Regions from separate parts of the Homo sapiens genome. Here region 1 is linked to region 2. Evidence: chromatin contacts called from ENCODE Hi-C or POLR2A ChIA-PET data. All regions are on one chromosome and are shown on one strand. Each heading gives the region's core, a stretch centred on a gene start or an enhancer-like site at or near the end of the contact. The rest is flanking DNA. Distances are from core to core; before and after follow the strand shown.

Region 1 (3,856 bases), core at 509-3,008, 450 kb after region 2:
CCCCAGCCCTCCTCTCTCCCCATGACCCAGAGTGAGACAAGAGGAACCCAGTGCCCAGCTGCTTCTTGACTATGTGTCCCAGACAAGTTACCCTCAATCTCTGGCATCAGTTTCCTCAACTGTCAAATGGGGCAGTAACTGCCCCTCTTGCCCTCCTGGGGCAGTGGGGAGAGTCCACCATGGTCTGTGTGTCCAGTCCTCAGAGACCAGCCCCACAGGGCCTTGGAAAAGCAGGTGTTCCCAGGGCGAGGGTGGCAGTGACTATCCAACAGCAGCCTGGCCCCAGCCCTGGCAGCCCTACCCTCAATCCCTCAGGTCCAGGCCCCTGGCCTGATCCCCACATTCTTCAGCAAACAACCTTACACAGCAGACACTCTGGGTGGAAGGCATGGGGCCGGCCGACAGAGTGACAGACAAGGCACCAGGTAAACAGGAGACCAGCTCCAGGTCCAGCTGAACCAACCTGCTAATCTCTAGGTTCCAGGACCAGCCATGTAGACAGGTTATGGATTCATCGGTGCTGTGAGGGACAGGGGACCTGGAGGAAAAGGGGTGTGTGGACGCTGGACCCCAACCAGGGTCTGGAGGGAGTCCCTGGCCTGTGGGAGACAGACACACCTCAGGGGTCAGAACCCACAGAGAAAAGGCTCTGTTCTCCTTAGCCAGGAGGCAGGAGGCTTCGGCCAGTAACCCCAGCCAGGCTAGGCAGCCTCTGAGGAGGAGTAGTGCCTTTGTAGCTAAGGAATGTGGTTGCCAGCAATGACCAACTCAGCCCGGTCCCAGACACACCAGCTGGGACACACTAGAGTACAGACACAAAGACTCACCGGCCTGCAGACAGTGATGAGTACACTAGCCAGGCGTGCACACACACAGAGCCCAGCTCCCATACGCCCAGGAGTCCAGACCTGCACACACACAGGCACACGTGCAGACCTGTATACTCACACACACACTACAGCACACACAGGTGCAGACACACTGATGCCTTTACTGCGACCCCTCCTGGGTACGCACAGGCAGGCGCATGCACACATGGCTGACCCCAAAGGGACCTGCATACACACGCCCAGCTGTGTTCACACGCACACGTGTACACACACACCCAGGCAAAAGCACCCAGGTCTTCACCTTTCCGGAGGGGCTCCAGGCGGCCCAACACCCTCCTTCACGGCACACTGAGGCCAAAACGCGACCAAAGGGCGAGGCCAGCGGCCAGGAGCCGCAGTGCGGGCCCCTCCCTGCCAGGATGCCCCCCCCCACCCCCGTGCAGGACTGAGCTTCCTGCGCCGGGACTCCGAAGGCGCCGGGCCGCTGCCTCCCGACAACGTCCGCGTCCTCCCCGCGGGAGCCCCCTCGGGCCCCCGTGCGACCCCTGCTCGCCCCAGGGGGACGCGCTCGGGGAGGGGGCGGCGGGCCGGGGGCGAGCGCTGGCCCCCACCTGGTGGTGCGTCTCGCCCTCCACGTTGACGCCGTTGACCTCGACCAGGCGGTCCCCAGCGCGCAGCGCGGCGGCCTCGGCGGGGGAACCGGGTTCCACGCGCCGGATGAACTGCCCGCGGCGGCCCTTCTCGCCGTGCAGGTGGAAGCCGTAGCCCTGCTCTCCGCGCACCAAGCGGCACAGGCGCGGCCGCAGCGGCTCCGGCGCGGCCATGGCGCCCGCTGCCCACCGGCCGCCCGCGGGCAGGGGCGCGGGGGAGCTCGGGGGCGGCGGCGGCGCTGGGCACCCGGCGGTGGCTTCAGCGGCGGCTCCTGTTCGGCTCCCGTCGCCTCGGGATCCGGCTCGGGCTCCGGCTCGGGCTGCGGCACCGCCTCCGCGCCCGCCCCTTCCCCGCCCCCGCCGCCCGGCCGCCCCCGCCTCCAGTCCCAGCCGTCCCGGCCAGGCCCCTACCTCCGCGCCCGGCCAGCCCGAGGCGGGGCAGGGGGAGGCGGCAGGGCTAGGGGACCCCTTAACCACCGGGACCTCTCTGTCTCGCCCCTACTCTGGGCAGCCGCCTTGGTGCCAGCGCCTTTGCCTTCTATCCCAGGAACATTTATTGGATACCTACTGTATGCGCAGCATCGAGGCAGGTCTTGAGGTGGGCGACGGGTTGGACAAAGGGTCTCCAGGCCAAGGGACCCCGACAAAGGGGCCAAAGGGTAAGAACAAGGGCCACAGCCCTCCCCACCCTCCCCGGGAAGCCCTTCCGGACCCCCTTGCCTGTCTCCTCTCGGCTGTGTCTCACCTGGATCCCTCCCAGCCAGTGGCTGGGAGACTCCCTGGCCCAGGGCAGAGTCTCAGGAGGGCCCAGGAGGCAAAAAGGGCTTTAAAAGTGACACGCAGCAGCCCCTCCCTGCATCCTGGGGGCCAGTGGCTGGGAGACTCCCTGGCCTACCCACCGTGTTCGGCCTATCTGCACCGCGTCGGTTCCCACGCCCTGCTGCCATTCTTTCCCTTGGCCGGGCCGGCCCCCTCACTTGTGTCCCAGCCCACCCCAGGCCTGGACTGTGACTTTGCAGGGTGACAAAAGGATATGAGTCTCGAGGGTCCCTGCTACCCACCTCCTGACATGGGCTACACTCCACTGAATTATTTGGGCTCTAAGCTCTGGGTGTGCACAGGCGCTGCTCCACAGTGTCCACAGGCAGGCAGCAGGCCTCCCCTCCCCTGCCCACAGCCGTCCACGTCCCTCAGCCTCTACCTGAAGCACGAGTGTCCCTCCTTCCCCAACAGGACAGTCACCACCACAGTGAAATCATTTAGGCCTAAGTGCATTTTACCTGGAACAACCCTAGGGGACCGGCCACTTCACAGACCTGCAAACAGGCCTGGAGAGGGAAAAGACCCACGAAGCCTCCTCAGCTCCATTTGGGCCCAGGGATGTGAGATTCGGAGTCCATGCTATCTTCACCACCCAGCTCTTCCTCTGTCTCCAATATAGGAAGGTAGCTGAGTCCAGGCACAGCCCCAGTCTGCCCTCCTCCCCAGCCCAGCCAGGCCCCCTTGCACATACCTGGTTCCCAGGGGTCAGGCACAGCCAGCCCAGGCAATTCCCCATGTGAGCCGTAGAAGCAGGCTTGGCGCAGTCCTCCTCTCCCTCTCGTCTCTCCGGGGCCCTGGGCTGGGCTCCCCTGCCCCCACCCAAGCACAGGGCTCGCCTCTGGGCAGCCTCCTGGGCCATGGCCCCCTGGGTGCCCATATCCCGGCAGCTGCCCCTAAAAGCCACTTAGGCTGAGGCGCCGCGACTGCTCGCCACCCCAACCCCTGCAATTCCTGGGTAAGGCTGCTTCAGGCTCCCGCCCGGCCGGCCGCTTCCATCTCTCTGTCTGCATGTCCAGAGGCTGCCTGTCTGGCCTGTGGCTGGCCTCCCTGGACACAGCCTGGTGCTGCCACCCTTGGAGTCTGTGAAGATGGCTGTGGGCAGTGTGACCCACCACCACGCACCCCACATACCACACCTGTTTGGGCTTAGGGGGTCATCCCACACCAACCAGGTCCACCCAAAACCTGGCAGGCTGTAGCTTCCTGGCCACACTAGAGTCGAGGGAGGTGGCTGGATGGGAGACTCCAGCAGCCCCAGGTCCCCTGGGTAAGGGGGCTTGCAGACCTTACCCGCCCTGGGTGGGGCAGACGCCTGATCAGCCTTGGGCATACACCATCCTTCCCTGGCCCAGGACTCAGCTGATTCCTACTCCCAGTGACTGAAGATGGGCTGAGGGGCCGGAGCAGTGGCTCACGCCTGTAATCCCAACACTCTGGGAGGCCGAGGTGGGTGGATCACCTGAGGTCAGGAGTTCGAGACCAGCCTGGCCAATGTGGCGAAACCCCGTCTCTACTGAAAATACAAAAAAAATTAGCCAGGCGTGGTGGTGGGCA
Region 2 (4,511 bases), core at 1,936-4,435:
TCTTCTGAAACAGAGTTGACCAGGGTGGAGTGCAGTGGAACAATCATAGCTCACTGCAGCCTGCAACTCCTGGGCTCAAGTGTTCCTCCCGCTTTGGCCTCCCAAAATGCTGGGCTTGCAGGTGTGAGCCCCCGGGCCTGGCTGAGTCTTGCTCTTTTCTGTGCTGATGTCTCTCTGGGTGTGCCATGACAGTCCCTCAACCGGCCTTGGCCTCTTCACCTCCCTGGCCACCTCTGATCAAGTCACTCACAAACCCAAGATCTTCAGAGGCTTCATGCCACTCAGGGTGAATTCAAACTCCCAGGTGGAACTCAAGGCTTTTCCCAGTCTGCTGTCAGCCTAGCTCACTCACTTCACCCCATCTACCCTGGGGCCACCACTGCCCTTCTCCCAAGAGCTGGTGGGCAGGAACCACGCCTGTCACTTTATATCCACTGTCCCTTCGGGGGAAGGCACTTTCCCTCACTTGTTCTTGCCGGTCCTGATCATCCTTCAAAATGAAGCTCAAGTCCATCTCAGAGCCCCACCCCCACCACAATCCAGCTGGATGCCACGCCTTTGCGCCCACAGAAGGCTCTGTCCACCTCTGTGGGAGCTTCTACCATGTGTTTATTCTCCTGTCTCCTCACTGCACTATAAGCTCAAGGGCAGAGACCAAGTCTTAACACCAAATCCACAGAACACACGGCATGGTGCCTCCTATGAAGTGTGAATTCAATAAATGCATTTTTATTGTTTTGTTTTTCAGAGACAGGGTCTCACTCTGTTGCCCTGGCTTGAGTGCAGTGGCACAATCACAGCTCACTGCAGTCTTGAGCTCCCAGGCTCAAGTGATCCTTCTGCCTCAGCTTCCCAAGTAGCTGGGACCACAGGCACATGCCACCATACTTGGCTAATTTTTTATAGAGACGAGACCTCCCTATGTTGCCCAAGGTGGTCTTGAACTCCTGGGCTCATGCGATCCTTCCACCTCAGCCTCCCAAAGTGTTGGGATTGCAGGCGTGAGCCACCGCACCTCGCTTAACAAACACATGTTGAAAGGATACAGAAAATCATTGAATAATGAATTCAAGTTGGTCCTCAGTAAAAAGCCTGAGGTTTTGTTTCTTTGATTTTATCTCCAATTGAAAGGCAATGTTTGAAACAGCCACTGAAATTGCTGCTTTGAGTTGAAAAGGACTTCTTTCTTCCATTTACAGAGTTGTCATAACAGAAAAGGTATGCTCAGACAGGTAAAACATTGAACAGGGTAAATGTTAAGTGCTTTTTTTGTAACCTGCTTCATTGTCCTTATGTACTTTAAACCAGAAACCATCTAAAGGCAAACATTTAATATGTTTTCTGAGCTTGGCTCAATCTGTAGATAATTAAGAGCAACACTGCATGCCCAAGGTCACTCGAGCCTGCTGGACACTCCTGGCAGGTGTGGTCAGCGAGAGCTAGTAAGGCTACCCTACAGGTGACTTCACAGACCCTGGGTGGCCAAATTTATTGTTGTTATGAAAACCTTGCCTAGATTACTTCTGCATCTCGGAAGGTCACCCTCAACCCAGTGGAAAGCCACTGCAATAGTTGACATCTATCACTCCGACAAAAGGACCTTGATCCACTTCAACCATCATGTAGAGAAAACCTCTGGTCCGGCCCTGGCCAGGCTGTGGGGAAGCAAAGATGAACAGCGTGGCTCCCGCCCTCTTCACAGGGAAAGACAGGCTTCTAAGTAGAGCAAGCACTCCCCAATAAGTCCTCCATGTAAAGCCTCTATCTGAGTGTTCAGATTAGATGAGGATCAACCCTCAGAATAAAAGGCGGTGCACGCAGGGGTCACGCCACAGGCTAGGAACAGTAACTGTAAAATCTTCGTAAGATTTTCTGATCTTCTCTAATCTGGATTGGTTTTTTTTCCCAGTGTGTGTTCCTTAAAATGAAAAGAACCTGACTGCTTGTCTTCGCCGCAACTGAGCAAACATTTACAGGTGCCTACTGTGTGCTGAAGACAGAGCCCTGGCCCTCGGGCGGAGGAAACGCCACGTGTGCCATCTACAGGTGCCTACTGTGTGCTGAGGACAGACTGTGAAGACGGAGCCCTGGACCTCGGGTGGAGGAAACGGCCCACGTGCCAAATAATGGGACGGTTCCTTCTGCACACTGCCTGGAAGTCACCTGGTGACTCCAGAGCAAACACAGCAAAACAGGGAAAAATCACCCGCTAGTGCTTCTATCGGCACTGGAAGGGCAGGCTGACGCCCCCTTTCTGGAATAAGCTGCTGGGTAAAGACAGTGACATCGGCTTCACAACCACAGCCACCAACCTAACAGCCCACCTGCACCTCCACACCACCCAGGTGGCTTTTAGACAACCTTTGACCTTTAATATCACCCCCGCAAGCAGTAACCCGGGGGCCACAGCGCGTTTCCCTGCGGGGCACGGCCATCAAAGAAGGCCTGTGGCCAGGCCGCGGGGACTCCCGCCTGGAGGGGGCGGGAACAGGTGCAGCCCAGCCCAGGTGGGGCCGGCTCTCCCCTCCGCTGTGCTGGCTCAGGGCTGGGAGTCCCTGGCTTCCACCTCCCAGGGCCCGAAGGACAGCGGCCGCCTGGCACGGCGCACCCAGAGGGGCCCCCCACTGGACAGGGCCGGGGGCTGGCGGACCCCCAAGCGGGTGGTCGGTGGGGGCGTGTGTCATCCCTGGGCGGGGCGGGGCGGGGCCCGGGGCCGCTGCAGGTCCACAGGGCAGGGCGTATCAGAATCTGTTGCAATCTCACCGAGCCCCCAAGAGGATTTCCGACCCTGCGGAGACGGAAAGCGCCCCAAGGAAACAGTGACACAGTCACTCTTCCAGACGACACCATGCCCTGGGCCGGGCCGCGGGCCAGCGACCGGGCGGGGATCGGGCCTCGCGCCCAGGGGGTCCCGCTCCTGCGCCCCCTCCCGTAGGCCAAGCCGCAGCTGCAGCGCCGGGCGGTGCCGGGCTCTGGAGCCCCCAACCCGCGCGTGGCCGGGGATCCCCGCCTCGAATGGGGCCCGCAGCCCGGCCCCCACGCTCCCGCCCCCAGCACGCGCCGACCGCGGTGACAGCGGGGACCCGGCCCCGCCACCCGCCACCCCGCCGCGCGCCCCCCGCACGCCCCGAGCGCACCCACCTCCGCGCGCCGCTTTCTCCTCAGCCTGCCGCGCCGGCCTTTCTGCGCACGCGCGTGCTCGGCCCCGCCCCCGCCGAGCTGTCGCCCTGTGCCCACCCCGGAGAGCCCGCGGGGCTCCGGCCTGCCCGGCTCTGGGCATGCGCGCTGACGGTCGGCGGCCGCAGCGGCGGAAGCTGGGGCCGGCCGGGAACCGGTCCCGTGCGGAGAGGAGGCAACGGCAGTGCGGTCCCGGGGGGACAAGCCAAGGGGGGCGGGGGGTGGCACGGCCCTGCCGAGGGCATCGGGGGCCCGGACAGCCGCCTGTCGGAGTCGCGGTCCGGCCGGGTCACGCGTGGATCCGGAACCGCGTGGGCACGACGTCCCTTCCCGAGTCGGGGGAGAAGGGCTGGAAGGAGGTTCTGGGACGGGCCCTGAGCTGAGGAGCTGTGGCGCCGAGGGTCAGAGACGCGGCAGAGAGAGGGACGGCCGGACGGAGCCGGCAGACGGGGACACAGGCGGCCAAGAAAGTTACGGGACCCGGCAGCAGACGCCGCGGGGCGCCCGGACGCGGACGCCCAGCCCGCAGGGGCCAAGGCCGCCGCCCTCGTGGGGCTGCAGGAGGCAGGGGACGCCCTGTCCCCCCATGGGGGTCCAAGGCGCCTGCGGTGGCCACAGTCTTTGGGGAGGTCAGTGCGCTCCCTGGCGGGTCGCCGCACAGGTGGGGGTGCATCACAGCGGCCCCGGGGATGATCTGAGATCCCCGAGAGGGCCCGGCATCACGAAGGATTCACAGCCTTCCGGGTATCCCAGTGCCCCTGGGACAGGGCCGACAGCCAGAGGGCGGGAGACCATGGGGTCCTCCGGGTGTGCCATATCATCTGCCTCTGTGCGGGGCGGGCTGTCGCTGCGCCGGTCACATCCCCCCAGGGCCAGACGGGAGGTACCGAGGGAGCTGCCGGCGGGGACGGGGCGGCGGCCCAGGTGGCGACACGCGCGACGCGAGCAAGGACTCCTTGGCAGGCGAAGGCACAGGGTGAACGTGCGCCTAGATGTGGGAGCAGCGGCCGCCCTGCCCAGCCGGCGGGCTCAGGCGGCGCTGCAGCGCCCCCGCCGTTCGCGTCGCTGCAGCCTCCGCAGGCGCCGCGTCCACGCGTCCCTCCAGGGTAGCACGAGGCTTCCGCGGGCGGCGATGAGCCCGGGCCCCCGGCCCCCCGCGCCCCCAGCCGCGGCTCCAGGCCCGCCCCCCAGCAGGAGGTAGCGGCGGCCGGGGAGCAGGCGCGGGCAGCCGCAGGCCGCATCCCCGGCGGGCACCCACAGCGCGCTACTCCCGCGCCGCGCGCGCTCCTCTCCGCTCCGGAACACGGCGAGCACCGCCACCGGGAAGCGTGTCC

Evidence for each region. A loop is a pair of places that touch in the nucleus more often than their neighbours do. ChIA-PET counts read pairs that join two places held with the same protein, here RNA polymerase II (POLR2A). Pooled maps may share reads with other maps.
Region 1: a pooled map shows a loop between it and region 2 (1.9-fold over the local background). The contact joins the promoter of NHERF2 here to the promoter of TBC1D24 in region 2. A Hi-C loop is called at or near these places in 2 of 168 maps with a recorded cell type or tissue (CD4-positive, alpha-beta T cell and CD4-positive, alpha-beta memory T cell), 1 of 37 single-sample maps with no recorded cell type and 10 of 50 pooled maps. POLR2A ChIA-PET finds 5 or more read pairs at or near these places in 2 of 52 experiments (AG04450 and SK-N-SH).

What each region holds. Positions count from the first base shown.
Region 1 is chr16:2,024,804-2,028,659 of GRCh38, reverse strand. NHERF2 (NHERF family PDZ scaffold protein 2) reads right to left here and starts at 1,758. Exons shown (of 7, transcript NM_001130012.3): 1 at 1,442-1,758. The coding sequence starts at 1,654.
Region 2 is chr16:2,473,801-2,478,311 of GRCh38, reverse strand. TBC1D24 (TBC1 domain family member 24) reads right to left here and starts at 3,185. Exons shown (of 8, transcript NM_001199107.2): 1 at 3,142-3,185. NTN3 (netrin 3) reads right to left here. Exons shown (of 6, transcript NM_006181.3): 6 at 4,167-4,511. The coding sequence ends at 4,207. RefSeq lists silencers at 2,424-2,623, 3,084-3,573, 3,974-4,243, 4,304-4,363, 4,434-4,511.